2 separate regions of the Homo sapiens genome follow, and region 2 is linked to region 1. Evidence: chromatin contacts called from ENCODE Hi-C or POLR2A ChIA-PET data. All regions are on one chromosome and are shown on one strand. The core of a region is the stretch at or near the end of the contact, and the rest is flanking DNA. Distances in the headings are between cores, read along the strand shown.

The links. Hi-C counts contacts between places; a loop is a spot of excess contacts on that map. ChIA-PET counts read pairs that join two places held with the same protein, here RNA polymerase II (POLR2A). Pooled maps may share reads with other maps.
Region 2: a loop to region 1 is called in a pooled map, with 4 times the contacts of the local background. The contact joins the promoter of KLHL3 here to the promoter of PKD2L2 in region 1. A Hi-C loop is called at or near these places in 1 of 168 maps with a recorded cell type or tissue (gastrocnemius medialis) and 6 of 50 pooled maps. POLR2A ChIA-PET finds 5 or more read pairs at or near these places in 2 of 52 experiments (BJ and activated naive CD4-positive, alpha-beta T cell).

Annotation. Positions count from the first base shown.
Region 1 is chr5:137,888,207-137,895,779 of GRCh38, forward strand. It overlaps PKD2L2 (polycystin 2 like 2, transient receptor potential cation channel), which reads left to right and starts at 1,251. Exons shown (of 15, transcript NM_001300921.2): 1 at 1,251-1,316; 2 at 2,275-2,376; 3 at 4,274-4,407; 4 at 6,147-6,403. The coding sequence starts at 1,286. PKD2L2-DT (PKD2L2 divergent transcript) reads right to left here and starts at 1,113. Exons shown (of 4, transcript XR_948815.3): 1 at 941-1,113; 2 at 1-82.
Region 2 is chr5:137,733,455-137,741,027 of GRCh38, forward strand. KLHL3 (kelch like family member 3) reads right to left here and starts at 2,635. Exons shown (of 15, transcript NM_017415.3): 1 at 2,179-2,635. The coding sequence starts at 2,192. RefSeq lists enhancers at 833-902, 2,234-2,902.

The sequences.
Region 1 (7,573 bases), core at 1-2,500:
AGCTGCTGGGAGAGGTTGAGCTGGGGATCCCTTAAGATCAGGAGTTTGAGGCCAGACTGGGAAATATAGCGAGACTCCATCTCTAAAAAAAAAAAAATTATGTAAATTTGATTACCTATATATGGGTGTTTTTCCTCTAATAATTTCAATTTCAGATAATCTGTTACTTTAGAAAGCATAATTTTGTGAACAGCTGAGAGTCCCAGTACAGGAAAGCCCAAATCCTTTTGTTAAAACTATTCTAAAGCTTTTTTTCCTCTCGGGCTTCTAGTTCACTGGCTGTCAGCCTTTTGCGAGGCCTCTCCTGTTCCTCTCATCGATGGTAGTTTTTGACCCTCACTACTGTGTGGCCGTTTTGCTTTTTATCTACACATAAAACAGCATTTATCGACAGCAGTCTACATCTCTTTCAGGGAAATAACAAAAGTGGCTTTATCTTTTACTTTCAAAACTGGTTAGTGGTTTTCTTTGCAGGTTTCCCTGGGGCCTTTGGACTGGATTCCATTTTATTTTCCTTTTTATCAACACGAGAATCCGTCCTGGTCTTACATCCTGGAGGGCTTTTGGCTGCCTTAATTTACAGCCAAATTAGTTTGGCCTTTTCTATAGCTGGTTTACCAACCTTCTCATCTTTGCAAAGCTTCTGGGTCAGATGTGGGTCTGGGCCCCAGGACTCCTGTGTCGGCCTGACCTTTCACATAATCACTGCAGAGTTTTTCATCTATTTTTACATCACGGGGGCAGGGGAGTGGAAGCTACTTCCAGCAACAGCTCTCGGTTAATAACCAGTTTCTGCAAGTAGCAGCAGCAGCAGCAGCGTAGGGTCACGGTTAGGAATTTGGGCTTGGGCATCCAAGACTTGGCCCCAACTTCCAGTGAATTACTTCATTTCTCAGCTTCTCGGTTTCTTCAGGCCTAAAATGAGGACAAAAATACCTACCTTTCACGGAGGTGGATGTGGAGACTAACAAGGCGATAAATGTTAAAGGTATTCGAGAGAGAGAAGCCCGTGATAATGAATGACTACGATTTTTAAGCCCACAGCCAGGTTATTCCCAGAAGTTGGCCCTCCGCACCAGACCCCAGCAGCCCGCAGCCCGCCTCGGGCGAAAGGCCTCCCGGGCTCCTGCGGCGCAGCCGCGCTGACGACTTGTCGAGTAGCTCGCCGCCCTGGAGGAGCTGGGGGCTCGCGCAGGCGTCAGAGCCGGGCAGCGCGCGCCGCAAGACTAGCGCGCAAGCGCCGCGGCCTCAGGCGAACGAACGGGCGGTGTAGTGCAGGTCCGCCATGGCTGAGGCGTCACGGTGGCACCGAGGCGGTGAGGGGTCCTCTTAAGGAGTGGGAGGGACAGGGGCGATTTGGCAGTTCCAGACACCCTGAAAGGAACTCTGCGGCCCCAAATTCGTTTGAGAGATGTGACTGCCGACACCTTTAGCCCTCACAGCCTCCCCTGGGGAAGCGGAGAGGGACAGATGGTCCCATTGCACAGACGGGAAAACTGAAGCCCTGAGCGAGGTGGCGCTCGCCTCTTGCCGGAGGCTCGAGCTGGGCGTTGTCACCTGTCGAGTGACCGTCGCTAGGCCGGTCTCTAAAGTCCTTGGTTGATCTGGGGAGTCGTGACCTTGACAGAATTCAAGCCGAGGTGTTTTTCCCCTGTCCAGCAGAAACCAGCCTTCCCAAGAAGCTGTATTGAGGGTGGAGAAAACGGTTAGGACAGATGAGAGGTTTTACTTGTTTCGTATTTTGCTTTTTCATCTTAAGACTGGCGAGAAGACATCATGATATAAAATCTGTTAGTGGCCGGGCGCAGTGGCTCAAGCCTGTAATCCCAACACTTTGGGAGGCCGAGGCGGGCGGATCACAAGGTCAAGAGATCGAGACCATCCTGGCCAACATGGTGAAACCCCATCTCTACTAAAAATACGAAAATTAGCTGGGTGTGGTGGCGCGCGCCTGTAGTCCCAGCTACTCGGGAGGCTGAGGCAGGAGAATCGCTTGAACCGGGGAGGCGGAGGCTGCAGTGAGACGAGATCGCGTCACTGAACTCCAGCCTGGCGACAGAGCTAGACTCCGTCTCAAAAAAAAAATCTGTTATTAATAGTATATAGTAAAAAAATTATCCCTGCCTCGTAAAACTAAGAATTGAAAAATAGCCAGAAGCTATTGGAGCTTTCCTCCCCGCAGTGTAAGGACTAAAAGTGGCTGTGGTTTTTCCATTGTTGTCACTTATAAATTACATAATAATGTAAAGAAAAATTTTGTCTTATATCTCACAGGGGCTTCGAAACATAAGTTGCATTACAGAAAGGAAGTAGAAATTACAACCACACTTCAGGAATTGTTACTCTACTTTATTTTTTTAATAAACCTATGTATATGTAAGTACACAGATATAAAGATGCTGTTTGTTTGAACTAAGAAGTTAAAATGTGGAGATGAAAAATAAAACATACAAACTTCAAAACCACAGGCTGTCAGGCTACTAAAACTCAAAATACAGTGACACGTTTAAACATAATCTTAAATTCATTTAGATTCATTTCATTTAGAAATTGACTATTTTCAGTTCTTAAGGGGCAAAATTTTACATCGCAAATGTAAGAAGCTTCCATAGTCAATACTGACTGAATTAGAATTATTCCTTTCATTTGGCAGTTCTGTCTTGAGCATAATTCATCCCTTGGGTTGGCAACTGCAATTTGATTTTGTTTAGAGTCATATAGACACATCAGCTGAGTTTCATAAATCAAAGTACAAATGAGGCCAAAGTTCATCTTGGTGTCTGCCATTAGCTTGGTTCTTTTCACTGACCTATTGCAGTTAAAAAAATAGTTTGTGCTGAGTCAATGCAAATAATTAAGGAGGACTGGGAAAACATCTCAACCTGCATTCCTCCTACCTGTGGGTCAATAGCATTGGCTTAATATGCAAAGAGGAGTATTAAAGAGCATTTGTCGATGGCACCCAACATAACAGTAGATGAAAGCTCACTGGCAGTATTGTCTCATGTTGGTATGTGCTACACACTGGCAATTGTATAGCAATTAAGTAATTAATTGGTGTTGTAGGGGTGAGTTTGAGTCTGCTCTTGATTGAAAAGACAACTATAAAATTAGCCAGGTGTGGTGGCACACCCCTGTAGTCCTAGCTACTGAGAAGGCTGAGGTGGAGGATTGCTTGAGCACAGGAGGTCGAGGCTGCAGTGAACTGTGATTGCAACGACTGCACTTCAGCCTGGGTGACAGGCTGAGACCCTGTCCCAAGGAAAAAAAAAAAAAAGATAACTGTAGGCAACTTTATAAATTAAGATATCTTAGACTGCTTTATAAAAGCTTGGTTATGAAAACTACATGCTTACTACAGAACATTTGGAAAATGTAAAAATGTAAGTAAAAAGATCATTTATAATCCCATTATTCAGAGATTTTTAAAGAACACTTTTTTTAATATAATACAGCAACCTGAATCTCCATTTATAATGTGATTTTTTTTCTTTTTTTTTTCTTTTTTGAGACAGTCTCGCTCTGTCACCCAGGCTGGAGTACAGTGGCTCACTGCAACCTCCACCTCCTGAGTTCAAGCGATTCTCCTGCCTCAGCCTCCGGAGTAGCTGGGATTACAGGCCTGTGCCACCACGCCCGGCTAATTTTGTATGTTTTTAGTAGAGACAGGGTTTTCACCATGTTGGTCAGTCTGGTCTCGAACTCCTGATCTCAGGTGATCCACCCACCTCAGCCTCCCAAAGTTCTGGGATTATGGGTGCAACACCACGCCCCGCCACTAGTTAATATTTTTAAAAACTCATCATGTGCCAAAACACAGTTTAAAATGTTCTGTGTGCATCATCTCACTTCTCACAACAAAACTAGGGGGTAAGAGATACTATCCCTGTGATGGGACTCACACCCTTATCTGTCTGAATTCAAAGTCCATGTAACCTTAACCACTCACCATACTATATTGCCTTACTCTCATGTAGAGAAAAAGTCAACTTGCAGAATAGTGTGTATAATGTGTCCTCATTTTTGTAAAGATAAAATTATTTTCTTTATAAATGTGTATGCATAAAGAAATGTCTGAAGAATATTTGCCAGACTAATTCTAGAAACCACATCCTACTTTTTATATTTCTAGTTTAGATTTTTTAAATTATTACTTTTATAATTAGATTAATAAAGTTTAATTTTCAAAATTGAGAAAAAAATGTAACATTTTTAATCCTGATAAGCTGAGTTTTTAAATGTAAATTATTAAACAAAAAATTATTCTCCTTAGTGACTTTTGGGATGGTAAACCCACATATGTATTACTTAAACAAGGTTATGTCATCTCTATTTTTGGACACTTCTGTGCCTGGTGAAGAAAGAACCAACTTTAAGTCCATTCGCAGCATAACTGATTTTTGGAAGGTAAAGTATCTTGTGACTGTGGATGAAGTAGATTTAGGTAGTCCATGAACCCTTGGCATACACAGTGGGCACTCAATGAATATCTTTTGAAGAAATGAATAAAAATAAATGTCATTTCTTTAAACTATTAGAAACAACCAACCAGTAAGTGTTTTTGAGAGCCTGTGTTCTCAGTTTGATACTATTCTTGTAATTTTTTAAAAAATTTTTTTGGCCAGGCACGGTGGCTCATGCCTGTAATCCCAGTACTTTGGGAGGCCAAGGCGGGTGGATCACCTGAGGTCAGGAGTTCAAGACCAGCCTGACCAACTTGGTGAAACCTCGTCTCTACTAAAAAATACAAACATTAGCCAGGCATGGTGACAGCCACCTGTAATCCCGGGAGGTGGAGGTTACAGTGAGCCAAGATCATGCCATTGCACTCCAGCCTGGGCAACAGAGCTAGGCTCCATCTCAAAAAAAAAATTTTTTTTGATTTTTTTAGACATTCTCATTTCATTTGTTAAATAGAAGACTTGCATCTACTATGTGAGGGTTAGGATCTAGTCTATAATTGTGTATAGTGAAATTTACTTTTAAAAATTTCTTTAATTGCCCAGAAAGTGTAATATATGTGGTTTTGGCATAAAACCTTTACTGTTTATATGTGTTACAGTAAGGTACAGTATATAATAAAATTTATATATAAGAATATAATTTCATGGTGTTTTTACTTACGTAAGGGAATCATTCCTTCAGCAGTGGAATAGACTTGCTTTTTCCATTACATTTAACATAGCAACATGCTCACATTATGAAGAAAGAACAGTTAAGGGGACAGCAGTTTCAGCTATCCCAGGTCACAAAACCTGGCATATGCACATTGGGGCATATAAGGACAAGGCAGAGAACGCTTCCAGTGGTGATGACAATTTAGTTGCATTTTGAAGCATGAATCAGGGATGGGTATTTTAGGAAGAAGGAACAATATGTTCTATAAGTAATTCTACATGTGGAGCTATGTTTGGTATTGTGAGCATATGGAAGATGAGGTGGAAAAGACCAAATTATGAATTGGACAGAGTTCATATCATGAATGCTGTGCAGGAATTTGAAACTTATCAAGGAGACACGGTCATTTCCTGGAAGAGGGCAAGTGTGAGATGAGGGCTAAATGATCCTAGACGGTTGGTTTAGGCTAGGTGAAATAGGAAACAATAATAAAAGAGGTGGAGGTCACCTTGCCACTTTGTTATTGTGTTTTCTGAAGCATGTATGTGGCCAATGGCAGAGAAGACAAAGGGAGGAAGTAAATGAACCCTGGGCTTGGGTTCATCTTAGAACGATCAGCAAGGGCCAGAGCCAGGAGTAGCAGGCACCATGGCCAGAGTCGGGGAGGAGGGTTGGGAGGAGGGGTACAGACAACTTTGGAGTGAAATCATGATGTGTGGCTATGACCAGCTCTGATACTCATGTATTGGAAGAAAATTTTCGATTTACTCATATAAGGAGAGAAGAAGGGCTATGGGATTCCATAAGTTAATGCTTGTAAAGTGCTTAGAGCAGTGCCTAGTACACAGTACGTGCTTAATGAGTGTTAACCATCCACAGTAGCTTCATTAGCATTACCATTACCATTAATGGTAGCTTGGTCAATAGTTTGATTTTCATACTCAAAATCTCTTATGCATAATGTTATGAATGTAGATTCTGTTGACATGAAAATATTTTTCCCATGACATTTGTTTTTCTCTGTGGAGTTTATGGAAGGACCCCTTTTGGAAGGTCTGTACTGGGATTCATGGTACAATAACCAGCAGCTGTATAATTTAAAGAACAGCAGTCGCATCTACTATGAAAATATACTTCTAGGAGTTCCCAGAGTTCGTCAACTAAAAGTCCGCAACAACACATGCAAAGTCTATTCATCTTTTCAGTCTTTGATGAGTGAATGTTATGGCAAATATACTTCTGCAAATGAAGACCTCTCTAATTTTGGCCTTCAAATTAATACTGAGTAAGTAGCATAAAATTATACTGTAACTTTTTCTAGCATTTACTGTTGTATCTTTTAGATATGTGTCTTCCAAGTAACACCAGCTGGGTCCTGGAAGGGTAAGGAAACTGTTTCAACAATAGTAAAAAAGGAAGATGTGGAGATAGCAGTGTTTAGAAAAGGAAGGGTGAACCTATTATTTTTTGTTTACTTTAGGATGCAAAGTGTTTTCTTTTTTCTGACTTTGGTATATGAACTGCTTAGTCATATTGGACACAGGGCAAAGCATCCATTTTTGCTTCTAAAATGGTCAATTAATCTGCTTTTCTGGCTGTGGCTAGATGCCCACAACACATCCCCAAGACAATCTGGGATCCTTAGTGGGTGTCTTAGGTGTGCTCTGTCACTTTCCTCCTCTCTCATTCTGGCTTCCTTCAGTGATTTTTTTCTGTTGCTGCCCCTACTAAAATGGGGCAGTTATGCTCTACAGGGACTGCATCTGATGATGCTTTACAAAGATGCTATGGCCATTGTGTTTCAAAGTGACTGAGGCTAGTGCTGGTGTAGACTCGTGTACACTTTATATTGAAAATGTGAGGCTGGACATGGTGGCTCACACCTGTAATCCCAGCACTTTGGGAAGCCAAGGAAGGAGGATTGCTTGAGGGCAGGAGTTCGAGACTAGTCTGGGCAACATACTGAGACCTAGTCTCTACAGAAAATTTAAAAATTAGCCAGGTGTGGTGGGGCTTGCTTACCTGTAGTCCAAGATACTCGGGAGGCTGATCCAGGAGGATCACTTGAGCCCAGGAGGTTGAAGCTGCAGCAAGCTATGATCACACCACTGCACTCCAGCCTGGGCGACAGAGGGAGACCTTGTCCCTAAAAAAAAAAAAAAAAAAAAAGGAAGGAAGGAAATGTGAAAACGCAGTGCCACTGGCACTGCCTCTCCTTGACACAGAAGCTGCTGGTATCAGTGCAGTGCACACTTTGTGCTTTTAGAGCTTTATGAAAACCATTGGCTCACGCCTGTAATCCTAGCACTTTGAGAGGCTGAGGCAGGTGGATTATTTGAGTTCAGGAGTTTGAGACAAGACTGGCCAACATGGTGAAACCCCATCTCTACTAAAAATACAAAAATTAGTCAGGTATGGTAGCAAGCACCTGTAGTCCCAGCTACTCAGGAGACTA
Region 2 (7,573 bases), core at 1,385-3,884, 150 kb before region 1:
AGTACAAGGCACCAGCCTTGCCCTTGAGGACCTGTCTCCAAGTCTGGGGACTGCTAAGATATATGAAATAAAAGCACTGAAAGATCTGGTGGGCCTATTATTCAGTGTCCAACTATGAGATACAAACCAGAGGTATTAGAATTCCGAAGAACATCAGCCAGGACTAGAAAAGCTGAGTTTCCAAGATAAAGTAGAATTTTAGAATAACCTTGATAGATAGATAACTTTTGCAAAATTGGAAGGGAAAGACATCCAGCAAAAGAAACTCTGGGAGCTAAGGATATGAGGCTAGATGGAGTAATGTATAGGATGGGTGATCATGAAAGAGATCAACAGAATTCTCAGTAGGTATATGAGTGAGCAGTGGAAATGGGAACAGGAGTTAGAGTTCAGAAGACTTGAACGCGTGGCATGGTAAGCTGGACTTGGAGCAGGAACAAAAGGTATGACCTGGGTGACCTGGTGAACATTGGAAGCTGCTCGGTTTGGATTTCTTGTCTACCATCTGCCTTCAGCAGAGGAAAAGTACAAGAACATGTGCAACCTGGTGTTCTAAAGCCATAGACATCAGCCATCCCAGCTGAGAGGCCCCAGGACAGGGGCAAGGACTCACTATATTTCTGAACACAGAACTGGGAACACAGTGCCCAAAACTGTTTGATCCGCTGCTGGTAGTCTCACACTGACCTCTCAACCCCAGTTACACCACAGGTCAAGCAAATAGGCATGGCCCAGAATCTCTAAACCTTCATCGCATCAACCCCATTCTCTGCCACCTACCAGATCAATGGGACACTGTTTTGGGGACCAAAGACACTGCTCACCTCTGCCCCACACTTAGGAAATAGGCCTTCATATTCTGCTGCTCAGCAGGCCTCACAGAGTTCAACACTAAACTCCTGTTGCAAAGAGCACCCAGAAAGAGAATGCACCAGCAGCACAGTCAGTCCCAGGCTCTTCCTGTGGGAGTCATCAAGAAACACAGTTCCCAGGGCCTCTACAGACAAAAGAATGACACCCAATCATCATGCTAGTTCTAATAGGGTCTAGAGATGTTTAATGGCATCACTGTGCCCCGTGAGACACAGAAGTCACAACAACTCATGAAAAGGAAAGTGTTCATTGAGATACTCTCTAGTGTTGACTTAGTTGAGCCTATTATTGTTAACCAGATGGTTACTGTCTGCATCAAACTGGCAATCTGGAGCAGCAGGCTTCCCCTCAGTGGTGCACTGCCATGGCCGGACCCCTCCCTGCAGTCTTCTCTCCTCAGATAAAATGGCAAGCCTCGTACTCTACCAACTGCAGACCAAAGAATGAAGAGGTTGGCACTCAAGAGATATTTTACTTCATAGACAGAGGAATGTCACCTCTGCACTGCGCTGAGCACCTTCACAATGAAAGATTCAGATCTTCAGATAACAATTTAAAAATTTAGATGTGTGTGCCTGCCAGGATCTAACTGCCTCGCTAGTTAGATCCAGCTCAACAAAAGTACTTAAAATCTTTTCTGCTGGTTCCTATTTCAAAAGAAATCCCTGATGGAGGAAGCACAGACCTTCCAGTATCACTCATAAACTTTTCAATACAAATATGAAACTCAGTTCAGAGCAAGTATCATCTGACTGGGTTTCTCTCCTTCATCCCTGAATGTGTGTGTATACAGGCATACACGGCGTGCACGCGCGCACACACACAGCCATCAGCATGGCATGCTTGCTGAAGATTCAAGCACTCCTGCGTGAAAATGCAAGTACACTATGTCAGGTCAGCCCCACTATGACATCAAAAACCCCCCACCAAAGAAAAAACACCCCGGGAAAGGAGCCAGGAAAGGGAAACGCCTCCTTGAAACAGCCTGAGAAAGGCAATCTGATTCAGCCTGTGCTGAAACTATTCCCGAACACCAGCCAGGAAGTCCCTTCTTTCAGGGTGCTCCGCTGCCTAGCAAACCCAGACCTGCCTTTGCGGAAGCCAGATCTCTGGAGATTCAAGCCCTGGAACGGGTGATTTGGAAAGCGGCTTTCCTGCTCTTGTTCTGGCGCCCTTTAAGATCCATCAGTGGCCAGGTCTTCCAACTCTGCCTAGCCAATGCAAACACAAAAGCTGGTGGCTGCACCGCAAGCACACATACACTTACATACACACACAACACAGCACACACTTATACATACATACCTTTCACCCTCCATTGTGTGAGGCCCAGCCAGGGTGGTAGCTGCTGAACTGTGTATGCACTCGGGGATCCTAGTTCTGTTCTTGATTCTCCCAGCAGACCAGTGGGAAATCTGATCAGCAACAGTGATTCAGCATGGCTGCAAGTGAAGCCTCCTCCCTTCTCAATCCTCCTTCCTCTGACTTACTCGCAGCAGCTTCTACCGCAAAAGCAGCAGCAACAGAAAATGTCTTACCCAGAGCTCCCTGCAGCCCTTTCAGCTGCTAAAAGCAGCAACCCACTTGCTCCCCCTCCCCCGCAGGCTTGCTGCTCCTTGGTCTCCTAGGAACGGCGGCAGCTCCAGCGACCCAGGTGCACTGCCACCTTTCCAGCTTCCTCTGCATCTGCCCAGGCATCCCCAGCCCAGGCGATTAGCCCGCCCCTGGGGCTCCTGCCTCCTCTGTCTAGGCTGCAAAGAATCAGGCAGTTCGTCACTAGCCCGAGAAATACTGGCCCCTACACCCTCCCCTGCTCCCATAGGCTATGAGTCTGTCAGCCTGGCCAGATTGCTGGAATGAGGAGGCCCCTCTGTGGCCTGCAGTGGAGTTTATCATCCACCTGGGGAAATTCACTTGTAGGTCACAGTTTATGTTCCAAATCCTCCTCCCAAATTCTGTAGTAGCTCTGAGTGTCTGATAGATGGGGAGAAGTTAAGGGAAAAGCACCTGACAGAAGTGAGAAAAACACAGAGAGAAATTAAGAGAATACAGAGAGAAATTGGAAAACTAGTCGAAAAAGAGAGGTAGTACAAATAGGTGAAACTGAAACAAACCCTATTTTACTGCAAGAGGCCAAAGACTACTGCAGTAAAGCTATCACAATGAATACTAAAATATCTTAGCACAATCCTAAAATATCTTCCTAAAATCTGTCATATTGGAATTTAACTTAAGCAGTGGCTCCAACTAGTAAGTCTCCCACTGAACCCCCATATCCAGCCAAAGATCTTTCACATCCTGTAATCTCCAGCTGCTGAGCTTCAATTTAGACTAATTTAACTCTCCCTGCCTGAAATGCCTTCTCCAATCCCAGTCCTTTAGTCTTTCTGGGAGTCCAGTCAAATCCCATGTCTTCATAAAACCTTCCCTAATCACACCAATGACAGTCAATCACCACCAAAATACACAAACTATACTTTCCTGTATCGTCATCTCACACCTAATATACAGTCTTGGCTAATTCATTATTTATAAATCTTCTTTCCCAAACTAAAACATAATCTTGTGGAAGGCATGAGGCCAGTCTGTATATCCTAGCCACAGAGGCTTAGAGGTAACTGGGACAATTAGCTGCAAAAAGTGGTGCAGAAGCTATCCTAATGCCTCAGAAAAAAATCAGCTATGAGCATCTCTCTTCTGGGACACCTCATGGCACCCCTGGGCTTTTCCGAATCCACACCAGCACTCACTGGGTGAGTGACTTTCCTGAGTAGTGTTCTCCACACTCTGGACCTCATGCTCAGCTACTCATTCACAATATAGGGTCAGACCAGACAATCTTTAGAGTCCCTTTCAGCTCCAAGATCACAGGATTCTAAAAATGTTTTAAATGGTCCGTTTTTCTTCTCAGAGTAATCCGTGTGATTGTTTAAGAAGAAATACTAGGCTCCAATGTGTTGTAGGGGGCTTCAAGGAGGATAACATGATGTAGGTGAAAGTACGAAGAGACGCTCAGTAAATCTATCATCCTTATCATTTTAACCTGTTAAATTTCTTCACTACTACAAAGCCCTAAAACCACAGAAGGAAGAGAGGAACACTGAGGTGACAGAAAGTAAAAGTAACTAAAACTTTATATAGCCTCCTGAACTCAAACTGGCTACAGGGTTATTCTCAAAGATTACCTCCCCTGGCACCTCAGTGTTCTCTTAGACAAGGCCATTACTCACACTCACTCTTTCTCAAGTGAGAAGAGGCCTGGATAATTTCATTTACACCCCACAGGGCTGTATCTTCACTTCTTCCTTGCACAACAATACCCCTCATATCTTGTTCCCTCTATGTCCCTTCCTCCTCTAATCAGCCTTGTGGCCCTGCTCCAGATATTTCCTCTTGAGGCCAATCACAGGGACCACAAAAAGCTGAACATCACAAATAAGGAAACTGAATCTCGGAATCCGTGCCAGAGTTCAGACATCCACCAGGAACACAACTGGGTGATTCATAAAAGGGACATAAGAAAGAGATGACTCCTCCTTTGCACATACCCACGTTTACATATTCGCCATACAGGAAGGTGTGGAAATGCCACATCTAACAAACCAGACAAAGAAAAAAGATCAGAAAAGGAAATATGTAAGGGTTGTATGTATTCAAGTTTCAAAATATAACTATTAAGAGCCAGTATAAAACCCTGCTAAATTTCCCTGCAAAACCATACGACTACACCTTCATACTTTATTCACCACTCATGATTCACAGGAGGTAGACAGAATAGAGAACACTCAGAAGAGGCCATTTAGAAAAGAAAGGTCATCTTAAGCAAAAAGAACAAAACTGGAGGCACCACATTAACTGACTTCAAACTATACTACAAGGCTACAGTAACCAAAACAGTATGGTATTGGTACAAAAACAGACACATAGACCAATGGAACAGAAAAGAGAACCCAGAAATAAAGCTGTTCACCTACAACCAACTGATTTTCGACAAAGTCAACAAAAATAAGCAATGGGGAAAGGACTTCAATAAATGATGCTGGGATAACTGGCTATCCATATGCAGAAGAAACTGGACCCTATCACCATATATAAAAATTAACTCAGGCACAGTGGCTCATACCTGTAATCCCAACACTTTGGGAGGCCAAGGCGGGCAGATCACCTGAGGTCAAGAGTTTGAGACCAGCCTGGCCAACCTGGTAAAACCCCATCTTTACTAAAAATACTACAATTAGCCAGGTGTGGTGGCATGTGCCTGTAGTCTCAGCTACTTGGGAGCCCGAGGCAGGAGGATCACTTGAACCTGGGAGGCAGAGGTTATAGTGAGCCAAGACTGCACCACTGCACTCCAGCCTGGGTGACAGAGCAAGACTCTGTCTCAAAAAATAAAATAAAATAAACCCAAGATGGAGTAAACAATTAAATGTAAGACCTAAAACTATTTAAAAAAGGAAAAAAACCTAGGAAATACCCTTCTAGCAATGCAGCAAAAGCAAAAATTGACAAGTAAGACCTAATTAAACTAAAGAGCTTCGTATAGCAAAAGAAACTATCAACAGAGTAAACAGACAATGTACGGAATAGGAGAAAATATTCATAAACTGCATCTGACAAAGGTCTAATATGCAGAATCTATAAGGAATTTAATTCAACAAGCAAAAAACATGTAAACCCATTTTTAAAAGTGGGCAATGGACATGAACAGACGTTTCTCAAAAGAAGACATACAAACAGCCAACAAACATGAAAAAATGCTCATCGTCACTACTCACCAGAGAAATGCAAATCAAAACCACAATGAGATACCATCTCACACCAGTCAAAATGACCATTATTAAAAAGTCTAAAAATAACAGATGTTGTCAAGGCTGTGGAGGAAAGGGAATGCTTATACACTGCTGGTGAATGTAAATTAGTTCAGCTACTATGGAAGGCAGTCTGGAGATTTCTCAAAGAACTAAAAATAGAACCACCATTCGACCCAGCAATCCCATTACTAGGTATATGCTCAAAAGAAAATAAACCATTCTGCCAAAAAGGCACATGCACTTGTATGTTCATCGCAGCACTATTCAAAATAGCAAAGACAAAAAATCAAGTTAGGTGCCCATCAATGGTGGACTGAATAAAGAATGTGTGGTATATATATACCAAGGAATACTACACAGTCATAAAAAAAGAATAAAATCATGTCCTCTGTGGCAACATGAAAGCAGCGAGAGGCCATTATCCTATGTGAATTAGTGCAGAAATAGAAAACCAAATGTCACACATTCTCAGTTATAAGTGGGAGCTAAACATTGGGTACATATGGACATGAAGATGGGAACAATAGATACTGGGGACTACTAGAGGATGGAGGGAGGGAAAAGGGGTTATATGATTTGGATGTTGGTAGCCTCCAAATCTCATGCTGGAATGTAATCCTCAGTGTTAGAGTTGGAGATAGGGCCTAGTGGGAGGTGCTTGGGTCATAGGGGCAGATCACTCATAATAGTTTCACACTGTCCCCATAATAAAGAGTTTTCACTCTGAGTTCACTCGAGATCTGGTTGTTTAAAAGTGTGTGGCACCTTCCTCCTCACTCTCTTGCCTCTGCTCTCATCACGTGATATACCAGCTCCCCCTTTGCCTTCCACCACAATTGTAAGCTTCCTGAGGCCTCCCCGGAAGCAGATGCCAGCACGCTTCCTGTACAGCCTGCAGAGCCATGAGGCAATTAAACCTCTTTTCTTTATAAATTACCAAGCCTCAGGTATTTCTTTATAACAACACAATAACCACCTAATACAAGGAGCAAGCCTAAAAAGGTAGTTGAAAAGCTACCTATTGGGTACCATGCTCATTACCTAGGTGACAGGATCATTCATACCCCAAACCTCAGCATCATGCAAGATACCCATGTAACAAACCTGTACATGTACCCCTCGATCTAAAATTAAAGATGAAATTTAGGAAAAAAAAAAAAAAGGAAGAAAGGTTATCTAGCAAAACCAGGGGCAGAGCTGAGTCAAGAAGCAAAGTCTCCAGACTCCTGGCACAAAGTTCCTACCCCCAATATTTTCCAGTTTCAGAAACACATTTTACATTTTCTACCTTATTATCCAAATGTTCTCTGGACCACAGTCTGAACCTGTTTGCTCTATGCTAATTTTCCTGACTGGACTTCAGATTAAGGACAGTTGCTATTGGAGTCCTGCAGTAGAGGAGAGTCAAAATAATCAATGTGGTATCTGTCTGGAGAAAAAGGTCCCATCCTCAGATTGCTCAGCAATAATAGTGTCTTAGTCCAGCAGGCCCCAACCTTTTTGGCACCAGGGACCAGTTTCATGGAAGGCAACTTTTCCAAGGATGGGGGTGGGGGGTCAGGGGGGATGATGGTTTCAGGATGAAACTGTTCCACCTCAGATCATCAGGCATTAGATAGCTTCTCAAGGAGCGCACAACCTAGATCCCTTGCACACACAGTTCACAATAGGGTTCATGCTCCTAGGAGAATCTAATGCCACTGCTGAGCTGACAGGAGACAGAGGTCAGGTGGTCATGCTCGCTTGCCGGCTGCTCACCTCCTGCTGTGCATCCCAATTCTTAACAGGCCATGGACCAGTACCAGTCTGTGACCTAGGGACCACTGTCTTAGCCCAGTCCTTCCCACACCCCAGCCTTCTTCTACAGCTTATCAAAAGTCCCTAGTGGC